Linked DNA regions of Homo sapiens: region 1 is linked to region 2. Evidence: read pairs that join two places in POLR2A ChIA-PET (ENCODE). Cell type or tissue: PC-3. All regions are shown on one strand. Each heading gives the region's core, and the rest is flanking DNA. Links, peaks and the distances in the headings are about the cores only.

The links. ChIA-PET counts read pairs that join two places held together with the same protein. Peaks named below come from ENCODE experiments on the same cell type or tissue, not always from the same donor. Only the 100,000 strongest peaks of a DNase experiment are listed, where the experiment ranks them.
Region 1: POLR2A ChIA-PET joins it to region 2 with 5 read pairs; 2 of 35 experiments call an interaction of 5 or more read pairs at or near these places.

The regions. Positions count from the first base shown.
Region 1 is chr5:91,482,417-91,487,808 of GRCh38, reverse strand. No RefSeq gene overlaps it. Among named protein-coding and RNA genes, the nearest start is that of ARRDC3, 100 kb to the right of the region's middle. RefSeq lists an enhancer at 1-468. In PC-3, for the core only: no CTCF peak of the experiment used is centred there; DNase peaks (open chromatin) are centred at 988 and 2,938; H3K27ac peaks cover 374 bases.
Region 2 is chr5:91,680,257-91,685,648 of GRCh38, reverse strand. No RefSeq gene overlaps it. Among named protein-coding and RNA genes, the nearest start is that of ARRDC3, 300 kb to the right of the region's middle. In PC-3, for the core only: no CTCF peak of the experiment used is centred there; no DNase peak of the experiment used is centred there.

The DNA.
Region 1 (5,392 bases), core at 312-5,311, 200 kb after region 2:
GTGCAAAGTGGGAATAAATGGTTATTGTTTTGGTTATCTATGCATTACAAAACGTTGCAAATTCTAGTAGCTTAAAGCAATGTATAGTCTCTCATGGCTCTGTGGATTGACTGGGCTCTGCTGAGTAGCTCTTATTTGAAGTGTCTCATACAACGGAAGACAATGGCTGAGGCTTAACTGAGCCACTCATCCAAGATAGCAATTAATGCTGGCTCCTGGTGGGAAGCCCAGTTGCAGCATTCAACTGGAATACCTACAAGTGGCCTCTCTTTGTGGCTGGAGCTTCTCACAGCAACAGCAACTTTCTGAATGGAAATGTCTCATAAGTAAGCATTGCAACAAACAAGACAGGATCTGTGTAGCTTCTTATCACCTATCCTCAGACATCCCATAACATAATTTTCACCACATTTTATTGGTCAAGAAAGTCACTGAGGTCAGCCCAGATTCAAGAAGAGGGAAATTAAAAATCCTCTTCTTGACATAAGTAGAAGCATGTCTATATAAAAAGGAACAGAATTCATAGGGACATTCTTTTACTATCAGTTTGCCTTTTGGCCACCAAAATTTGTGCCTGTACCACTCACTCTTTCAAGATTCTCAATATTCTCATCCCACTATGGCATCAGGCTCAGGTTTGAGGTTCAAGATCTTGTTATTTAAACTGGGTCCAAGTGCAGATGTGCCATGTTTCTTCAGGTTCAAATCTTGCAAGTACAGTTTCTGTAAATCTGAAGACTTGTTAACTTAAGAGACAAATTATCTGCCACATACACATATCACACAATAGTGAAAAGGCATAGGATGACTGAAATAGATTCTCTCTTTCACAAAGAGACAAAATGGTAGGTACATAGCAGGTCCACAGACGTTCTGAAATCTATTTGGGCATGTGTCACTGGTTCCCTAATTATGGCACAGTCCTATTTCCTGGGAGTGATTCTCTGTAGCTTTTGACTGCTCCTCCTGGGATCTTGATTCTGCCCTCTGAGTCATCCCTCTTTCTTCATGAGAATAGTCATCTTTGCAAATAAGCAGGGTTTTTTTTTAACTTGTCTCCTGCGAGTTAGGAATACAAAGAATTTCCTTTTCATTTTGTATCATCTCATCCCTTTAAGTCAAACTTTGTGTAACTCCTTTAGAAGCTTTGTGGGCCTCCTGTGTGTCAAATTATAATCCACTCCACTCAACAAAATTCACACCCCAATTTCTTTCTAAAAATACTTGGCCCAAGCATCAAAGTCCATGGACTTTAGGGTACTTAGAAGCCTTTTTTCTAGTTTAAAATATCTAAGAGTCACACTCTTAAGATCTTTAGGGGACCTATTTTCTATCAGAAAGGGCATGCATTAATATTTTTGGAAGCCCTAAGCACACCCTTAAACTTTTCTTAGGTCACAACAAACGTCTTACAGGCAAACCCTTGAGGTTTTAATCTGAGACTATGCCTTATTGATAGCATGCTGGATCTGATCATTATTCATTTTTCTGGTGTCATCACTGATTTTGAAAATCTTTTGTTGGGAGAGGCTAAAGATGAGAAACATTTTTTTTAACACAGAAAGTCCCAGCTTCTTCATGTTTCCTCTAATTTTGCTTAACAACTATTCCTTAAATTTATCTAAAGTCTTTTTAAACACAGTTTTTAAATTTCATTCTGAAAGGTCAAAATGCAAACATTTTCATTTGGAAAATTCTATAATCAAGAACTAATGCTAATCTTTTGGAAGACAGTACAAACAAGTAAGAGAACAGTGTATGAATTTCACTGCCTATTCTTTCTGGTAATTGGTCTGTAGCTACAACAATTGTGTCCTAATTTCAAGACACACCAAGGACACTGGCTAATAAATACTTTTCTCAAAAAAAACATTAATCTATCTATGTCTTTATCTCTCTAGAAGAAACATCCCCATGACTTTCAGATCTGGCTGCACTGTCATGGTTGTAAAGCTTCTCCCATTGCTGGTTATTCTCCCCTCTCACAAGGCCACATCCCTCGCTGATGAAGACAATATGCTACATTTGCCCCTACCAATATGAAGTACAGCAGCACTCTCACCTCTCTGTGATGTATTTTTAAATCAGTTAAAAATTATACCAGCATTTTTTGCAGCTGCCTCATTACCTAATTTCTGTGAGGAAGGCTGCTCCGATTGTGCTCTCCTAGTATGCCTCATCATGTTGACTTATTAGTTATCTTTCCGTAAACAATTCTTTAATATTATCTTATTACATTCAAAGTTTATGTCAAAATACTTAATTAGAAGAACAGACAGCTATTTGATGACTCTAAGAGGGAACCTGCCAAAGTCATTTTTCCTCAATCCCAAAATATATGAATCAGAACATCCTGATGTGTAACATATTTATTCTAACTGCTTAAATTAAAAGTTGCTCAGAAGAAGTGTTTTTATACTTACCAATTTAATTAACATTTACATGACTGTGAGAAGCATCTTTTATACCAATGTTTAATTCACACATCAGTAAGCACTAATGACAAGTGTATTACCATATCATCTTCTAGCAGTTAGGTATATCAGTGACATGCATCATAAAATTAAATAGTTAACTAATATTCAAAAGTGCTGCAATAAGAAATTATTGTTGTAATTACCAATGTTGAAAGTAAAGAATTTTAATCAAATCACTTTCTTGGGTTCCCATATTTTCAATTAAAAATTACTTTGAGAAATCACAGAGAAGCCTGCTGTTTTCAATGTCGAATGCTTGTCTAATTAATCCATTTTTACTAACATTAATAACTATTACACTCAGCACTTAAAAAATCAGTATAAATATATTCTCTCTTGTTTTTTTAACCTTCACCTCACTCTTTGCCAGCTATGTTTCTTACTGATATTTGGCAACAGGGAAGAGTGTTTACTTTGCTTGGATAAAATAATTGTCATTCCTAGTGTCCAGGAAATAGCCTCATGACTAGACACAGTAGATATTTGAAGAGACTTCCAATTCCCTCTCCTTCTTAAGTTTGTGGCTTTTAACCAATTCTGAAAGATGCCATCAGTTTTTTATGATGGTATCTCATAGTACAAGCTCATACAAATTCTGCTTTCTTTCAGTCCCTTATTTATTTGATAATATAAATTTCCTCTTGGCCTCCTGTTGAAATTGGATTTTCAGAAGAAATTGTTATCTTTCAATGGTACTTTATAATTTTTGGGCTGCATTTATATTCTCTGGTATTTGCTAAAGGTGATTATTCAATTATTACATGAATGTTAAATCAATATGCACTTAACTAACCAAGATGATAAAGAACCCTTACTCAATGTTACCTCAAAATAGTATAATGGTAAAATAGAAAGAGAAAAAATAGAAAGAGAACTGGACTAGAAATCAGAAGAACTGAGATTGAATTCTGATGCTCCCACTTATTTTATTAGCTGCAGAATCTTGTACACATTACTTAAACTCTCAGCCTCAGCTTCTTTTTTTTTTTTTGAGACGGAGTCTTGCTCTGTCACCCAGGCTGGAGTGCAATGGCGCCATCTTGGCTCACTGCAACTACTGCCTCCCGGGCTCAAGCGATTCTCCTGCCTCAGCCTCCCGAGTAGCTAGGATTTTAGGCGCATGCCACCACACCCAGCTAATTTTTATATTTTTAGTAGAGATGGGGTTTCACTATGTTGGCCAGGCTGGTCTTGAACTCCTGACCTCAGGTGATTCACGTGCCTTGGTCTCCCAAAGTGCTGGGATTACAGGCATGAGCCACTGCACCCAGTCCAGCCTCAGTTTATTTACAAAATGGCGGTGAGTATTTATAATAGAGTGATTTGAGGATTTGAAGAAATAATATATTTAAATGAACCTTTAAAATAGCTCACTCTAAGATCTTAATAATGTTATCTTGATGGTAAATGGTATAATTACTATGAAATCAAAAAATAACACATAGAGAATTCCACAATAAATACCTCTTTTAAAGTGTGCAATTAATTTTTTGCTTATAAGCCTAAGTCTTTGCAAATACAATTGGTTTTTAAAAAGTCATATTATTTCTGAGGTTTTCTTTTATGAAAACTTATCTCCTTCTGATATATTTCAAACAAATGTATGCTATACTTACAAATTCTCTCATAATCTTTCTTACACAAATTTTTGGAATAAGGGAAAGAGTGGGAAGAGCTGATGGCCCTAGTATTATAAGGAGAGAAAAATGGATCGTTACAAGCTCTTTGCTTTATGGTACAAGAAGCTTCCTGCATGCAGAGGCAAGGTCTGACCTATATACAGACAAAATTTTAGTGATGTTGAATTTTTGCAATGTTCTCTGGTGATTGCAAAAACTCATAGTATCTAGCCCGCCAAAAAAGTATGACTAGGGAAAGGATTTTACAACATAAGGAAGGTATCCAACCAGTAAGAGAGCTTAGGAAAAGCAACAGACTGTAGGAACTGATATACGCTCTATGACTTGTTACATCGGCCAAGTAAACTCCACAATATAGTATTAAATGGTGTGTTATTAGTTGGAACTTGCCATCAAAGTAGACCATAAGTAGTCCAGGACTATGGTATTTCAAGACCTCTGTTGTAAAGTGGAAATCCCATGAAAATCCTGGCCTGGAACTATCTGGTCAGCCTAGCACAAAGGACTCTTTCTCTGACTTGTTTCAAAATGGACATATAGAAGTCCTTCAGAAAAGTTCTCCAACTTTGGGCTGCAAAGTGAGGGTGAATGAAGCTGCCACAGTTACCTCTAAGATGTTAAGACAGACCATTAAATCACTTATACAACAAATATATACTACGTGTCTGGTGCATTCTAGATCCTATAGTTGAATCAATGAACATAACAAAACCTGTTACCTAATACAGTGGCAGTTCTACTAGAAAGGACAGGTAGTAAGCAAGTAAAAATATAAATGCAAATTACATTATCAGGTAATGAGAAGTGCCATCACAAAAATTTAAGCAAGTGGGGTAAATAACAGTTTTGGAAAAGCAAGAGGGGTGACTCCCTTGAGGTAACATTTGCATAGCCAAGAAATGAAATGAAAAGATAAACAAAAATCTGGGGGAAGAGGGCTCAGGGCAAAAGGAAAAAGCAGAGAAACTCTTAGGCCAAATAAGCTTGGCATGTTCCTGAACACAGCAAAGTCAGGGTATCTAGAGCAACATGAACAAAGGGTAAGGTTAGAGAAGACAAGCTCAATGAGAGACCTCATGGGCCACTGTGAGAGCTCTGGCTTTTACCATGAGTGAAGGAGGAACCATTGGGTTGTGTTGGGGTAGGAGTGGCATGGTTGACTCTGCCTGTCACTCAGGAAAGAGATAAAAGCAGCAGCTCAACTTTTTAATCTCACAGGCACTTTACACCTAAAACTTACTGAGGACTCCAAAGAGATTTTCTTTAACAGGGTTA
Region 2 (5,392 bases), core at 313-5,312:
AATTTATAGATCATTTATAGAAAAATTTATAGAATATTAGTGTCTAATAATAATAGAAGCTCTTGTTTAGACCACTAATGATTACTTTCTGTAGTTCGACCTTCCTATGCTAGATATTTAAATTTTGTTTGCTTTCTTTAGAGGAAACACTTAAACACTTAGCTTATCTAAGGTGCAATGACCTGAATAATAGAAGCAGAGAAAACTGCTAATTTATAAATTTTAAATGGACAAACCTTGTAAATGGATTATGGAAGTTTAAACATAACAAATCAGCTGTAATCATGTAGTTAATGAACTTCCACAATTTAACTGTGAACTTTTCAAATGTTGGGTTATATTTATATTCAATGTCAAGTACATACAAGCCCAGGGTACAAAAGAAACCATTTAAAGACCTTCATAATTTTTGGAGGCTCCTAAGATTTCCGCTGAATTTATAAAATTTTCTGTGAACGAGTCTAGTAATCAAACTTGTCTTAATCTATTTCATTTAAATTTTTATTAAGAACCTGACTTCCTACTACAGAATAAGCTTTTTAAAGGCAGAGATTTGTGCTTTGATATTCATTTCTCTTTCTACTGTTAGGAGTTACACATAGGGTAGTCAATAAATGTCCAGTAAATCAAACTATGTAGTGCCTCGAACCAAACTACTATTTTTCAATATGATTACTACAGAGAACATATGGAGCATGAACTCTGCCCTAAAAATTCTCATCAGCTCTCTCATCATTACCTGTTAAAGCATTTTATCATAGTCTGAATCCTTTATGTTAGAGGTTGGCTGAGGCCTGGAATAAAGAATGAAAATGTGACAAATGGCCACTTATTGGTCATTAACTATCATGATTAGAGCAGCCTGCTTCTCAGAGTGAGGGTCAGCATTAAGAAATGAAACCATCCTTTAGAATATCCTCTTGATAGGAATGAAGCTGTTCATTATCTGATCATTAGGGTCCATGCCAAATAAAACACATTCCTCACACAACCCAAGTCCTAATTGTTCATTTAGTCATTGGCTTAAATGGGAAGCAATGAAAAAAGCCAGTAACTAAGCAACTGTACAATCTTAAGATCTCCATCTAAAAGCCTGGTGATATTTAAAACTAACGATATAGCTCAGGATAAATAACTATTGAGTCTAATTTTGAGAGATTATAAATGACACCCAGTGACATATGGAAACTATAAGTTACTGGTTAAGCTAAAAATTGTAGTAATTTTTAGCGTGCTATCTTACCTCATTACTGAAATAATACATATCAAAGAACTAGCTTCAAATACTTGAAAAAACAGTCTATCAACAAAATTACACTGGCATAAACTAAAGAATTGTCATACATAAGAATGATGAATACGGAAAGAAGAAAAACAGTAAAGGAAGTTGAAGACCTAAGTGATGGTTAATCTAGAAATAACATGGAAATTGGCAAAAACAGTGACAACAGTGACAAATATCTTGATACTAGCAAGAAGATATGACAAGACTCCTTATTAGGCATTTGAGAATTCTGAGTTCTCATTAAATTTTTATGTTACTTTGTGACCTTGGAAATATCAGCTAAGCCACATGAGCCTCAGTTTCCTCAATGATAAGAAGTGACTATTGCTTCCCCTGTTACCTTATTAGGTGATTAAGAGAAATTAAGAAGCTGCTTTAGAACTGTAGAACTATTATTAGAAACAGATAGTCCAGGAGGAGATATGATAACTTCATTCCTACCCTTGGCTCAGTTTCTTGCACTAATGTCAGGAGGATAAGACATATCTGTTAGAAGGATTTGTATTTAAAAAAAAATCTTCATATGTTCTTTGGTTCCCTGGCTTTGCTTGTTTAGGTTGTGTGCCCTAGAGCCTGAACCATTTGTTCTCAAAAGTACCCTAGTTTCAAAGTTACCCTTTTAAAATTTCCTTTTCCTCTTCTTTCTGTTAAGCTGTCCTCCTCCTTCTTGAAGGTTATCTGTTGATCTTCAGAGTTAGAAGGATCCAGATGGGACCCAGGAGTTTAAAAAAAAAAAAAAAAGGAAGTAAAAGGCTTAAGGTTTTATTAAGAGTTTCCAGTAATGATGAAAGAGGGCCTTAGTCTCTTTTAAGTTATTGTCTAGTCCTGTTCACAAAGGTAGAAATGAGGTCATAAATCTAAAAACAAACCACATCCAAAAATAACAAATGCATACTTTGTTTTTAGATCTTTCCAAAATCTGACGGCAGAGGAAGAAGAACACAAAGGTAATGGAATCCTAGTGGTCAAGACACCGCTATCTAGTCTCAAGATATGTGAGTTACTGACTCATTCCAGGGGCCCACAGAGCATTTAACAAACCTGGGTCAATGAGGAGTGTTGGATAAGGGCATAAATCAGGGTATTGGAACCAGATCATGCAGGCTAGAATTGGAGGGAAGAGAAGGAGAAGGAAAATCAAGGAGGTGGTTAAATTGAAAGATGTTTTGGAGCTAGTTGTCAAGAAGGATATCACTGAGCATTTTAAAGCATGGGCATGAATCAAAAATTGACAGAAAGGCAAAAATAAGGATCCAAAATATTAAAGAGAGAGGAAAAGAGCTGCTCAAAGTCTATGACAAATAAAAGAACAGATGATCCTCATTTAAATAATTTTAAAAACAGGGAAGAGAATAGTTAAGAGGCTCCCAGAAGCAGCCAGGGCCAACCTCATAGGCCTTGACCTGTGCAACCACAAATGACCCCTCGCTTAGAAAGGCTCCATGCTTGATTTCATCCTCTCCTGTTACCACCTTGAAATTCTTCATTTTTTAATGGACTCCATTTTTGTTTTTCAGTGGGCCTACAAATTATGCAGCCGGCCCTTCAAGGAGTCTTTGTTTTGGGGTATTCTTCCGTCACACATGTAAAACCCCTAAAAAGCTTAGAGCTTCTTTCTGGGTGTTACAATATCAATTTACCACATGCTTATGGAAGTGAGTAAATTCTCTTAATAGGGAGCAGATATAGAATTTGGCAACAAAAATGGGCAACAGAAAATGGAGAAATAATATCAAGAAGAAAACCGTTTTAAAAAGTATCTTGATATTTTTCAAAGCAATTTCCTCCCTCTATAAACTGTCAGTGCACTACTTTTTTTAATTTTTAATTTTTGTGGGTACATAGTAGGTGTATATTTTTACAGGGTATGTGAGATATTTTGATGCAGGCATGAAATGTGTAGTGATTACATCAAGGAAAATGGAGCATCTATCCCTCAAGCATTTATCCCTTGTGTTACAAGCAATCGAGTTACAATCTTTAGTTATTTTAAAATGTACAGTTAAATTACTTTGACTATAGTCCCTCTGTTGTGCTATCAAATACTAGGTATTATTCATTCTTTCAACTATTTTTTTAATCCTTCCACACCACTCCCTGTCCCCCACCCCCTTCTCAGCCTCTGGTAACCATCCTTCTACTTTCTAGATCACTGCACTTCTTTTCACAAATATCCCAAGATACAATGAATAGGTTAAGTGCATTTTTAAAATATTCTTTTTTTCTAATTAAAACAAAAAACTTCCCAGACACAATAATTATGCCATATTTGCATTGATTAAGCATTTTTAAACAGTTCTTATTTTATCAATAAAACAATTAATTTGAAGGATATGAAGAGGTGCAGTTTTTCTTATGACTTATAAACCATTTGTCAGGGAAGGGAATTTTATGGATTTATTTTTACTCTTCTTTTTACCATTTATGGCAACTGTAAAAAACTAATCGATTGTGAAAATAATTACATCTCCATTTTAAGATGCCAGACTAAAGCAGATGATTTAAAGAAAAGTTTGTTGTATTGTTCAGAGATACAGCATAAAATACTGTTTTTTATAGTGTCAGTAAAGATTTTTTTTCTAGCTAACTGCATTTCTCCATTAATCAGCAATTTTGCCTCTGGTGGCATGAAAAGAGTTATTTTCTACCACAGTAAGACTTCAGAGAGTCAAAACGCTCATCTCTTTTAAAGTGAATATTCCCCAGTATTTATTTCCATCCAGACTAGTTTATTTCAGGAACCCATCTAATGGCATGGTTTAAATAACCTACCAAAATTACAGCTAAGACATAAAAACACCAATCCTATCGGCCAGCCAAAATTCCAGTGTGGTTCCTCAGAAGTTGAATGACTTTTTTTGGGCTATTCTGCAAACCTCAAGAAGCAGATCTGATGTGAACTTGACTGGTGGTGTTGCCATGCATCTAGCAGAGCATGACCTTCAATCAAGGATGCAGCAAAAGCTGCGATAATGAAGCATGTATCGAAACAGTCCTATTGACTTGCAGTAGATTTTTTGGACATTATCTAAGCTTTAGGGGAGTAAGGGATCAAACACTGAATGAAATTTTAATAAGTGCTGCTTTTACAAGAAGAATAGAAAACAAGGTTATTTCCTGATTTGTTTAAATTTTTTAAATCTAGGGTAAAGAAAAATAGACTAGGCAAATTTACCCAGATCATAGGAATAAAGGAATGGTTACAAAAGGAAATGTTAACTTGAATCTTTCCTGAATATTCTTAAAAATAAAAATATGTTACCTTTAAGACAATATAGTGTCTATCTCTCTCTCTCTATATATATATATATTTATATATTAAATATTTATATACATAATATATATTAAATATTTATACACATAATATATATTTATATATTAAATATTTATATACATATATATTTATATACAAATAACTTTATATAATATATAATTTTATATAACTATAAATATATATATAATTTATATATATAATTTTTTGCTAATAGGAGCCAGTGGGATCCAAAGAAAGAAATAGACAGTGCACCCAATGTGTTGAAGTTTCCTAAATAACATTTTGTTAATTTGGGATTTATGCCATAATCCTCAAGTTTTACCCTTAAAACAGAGATTTTATTAAAGTCTTACAGCAAAATTATAATTCTCAGAAAATCTTACACGCCATCTCTGTCCATTTCATGACAACATGACAACATATAAATACATGCTTGCCTATGAAATACAGAAGTGTTCACTATATGTTCTGAATGGGGCAGAAAGACAGGAGAGTTCTTACATCTGCGGAAGAAACTCAGGGAAAGATCCAGACAGGCCATGGCTGGTACTATCTGCTCACTGAGAAACAAAAACATAGAAAAAGAGGCACAGCTTGAAGGTGACTTTTAGTGTTTCACCATTGTAATGTTTCTTTTCATAATGTGTTAATAACTATAAGTTGAACATCTCCACTTGGAAAAAAAATGGTTGAAAAAATGCTACTTTTAGAGAGTATGCCTCAGGAAATAAATTGCTCTTCCAGTTTCTCTAATGTCTCTATTTCTGCCTCAGTCTTTGAAGGTCCATAGTGTAGTTGGAACAACAAACATACATCACAATAACATTCCCAAA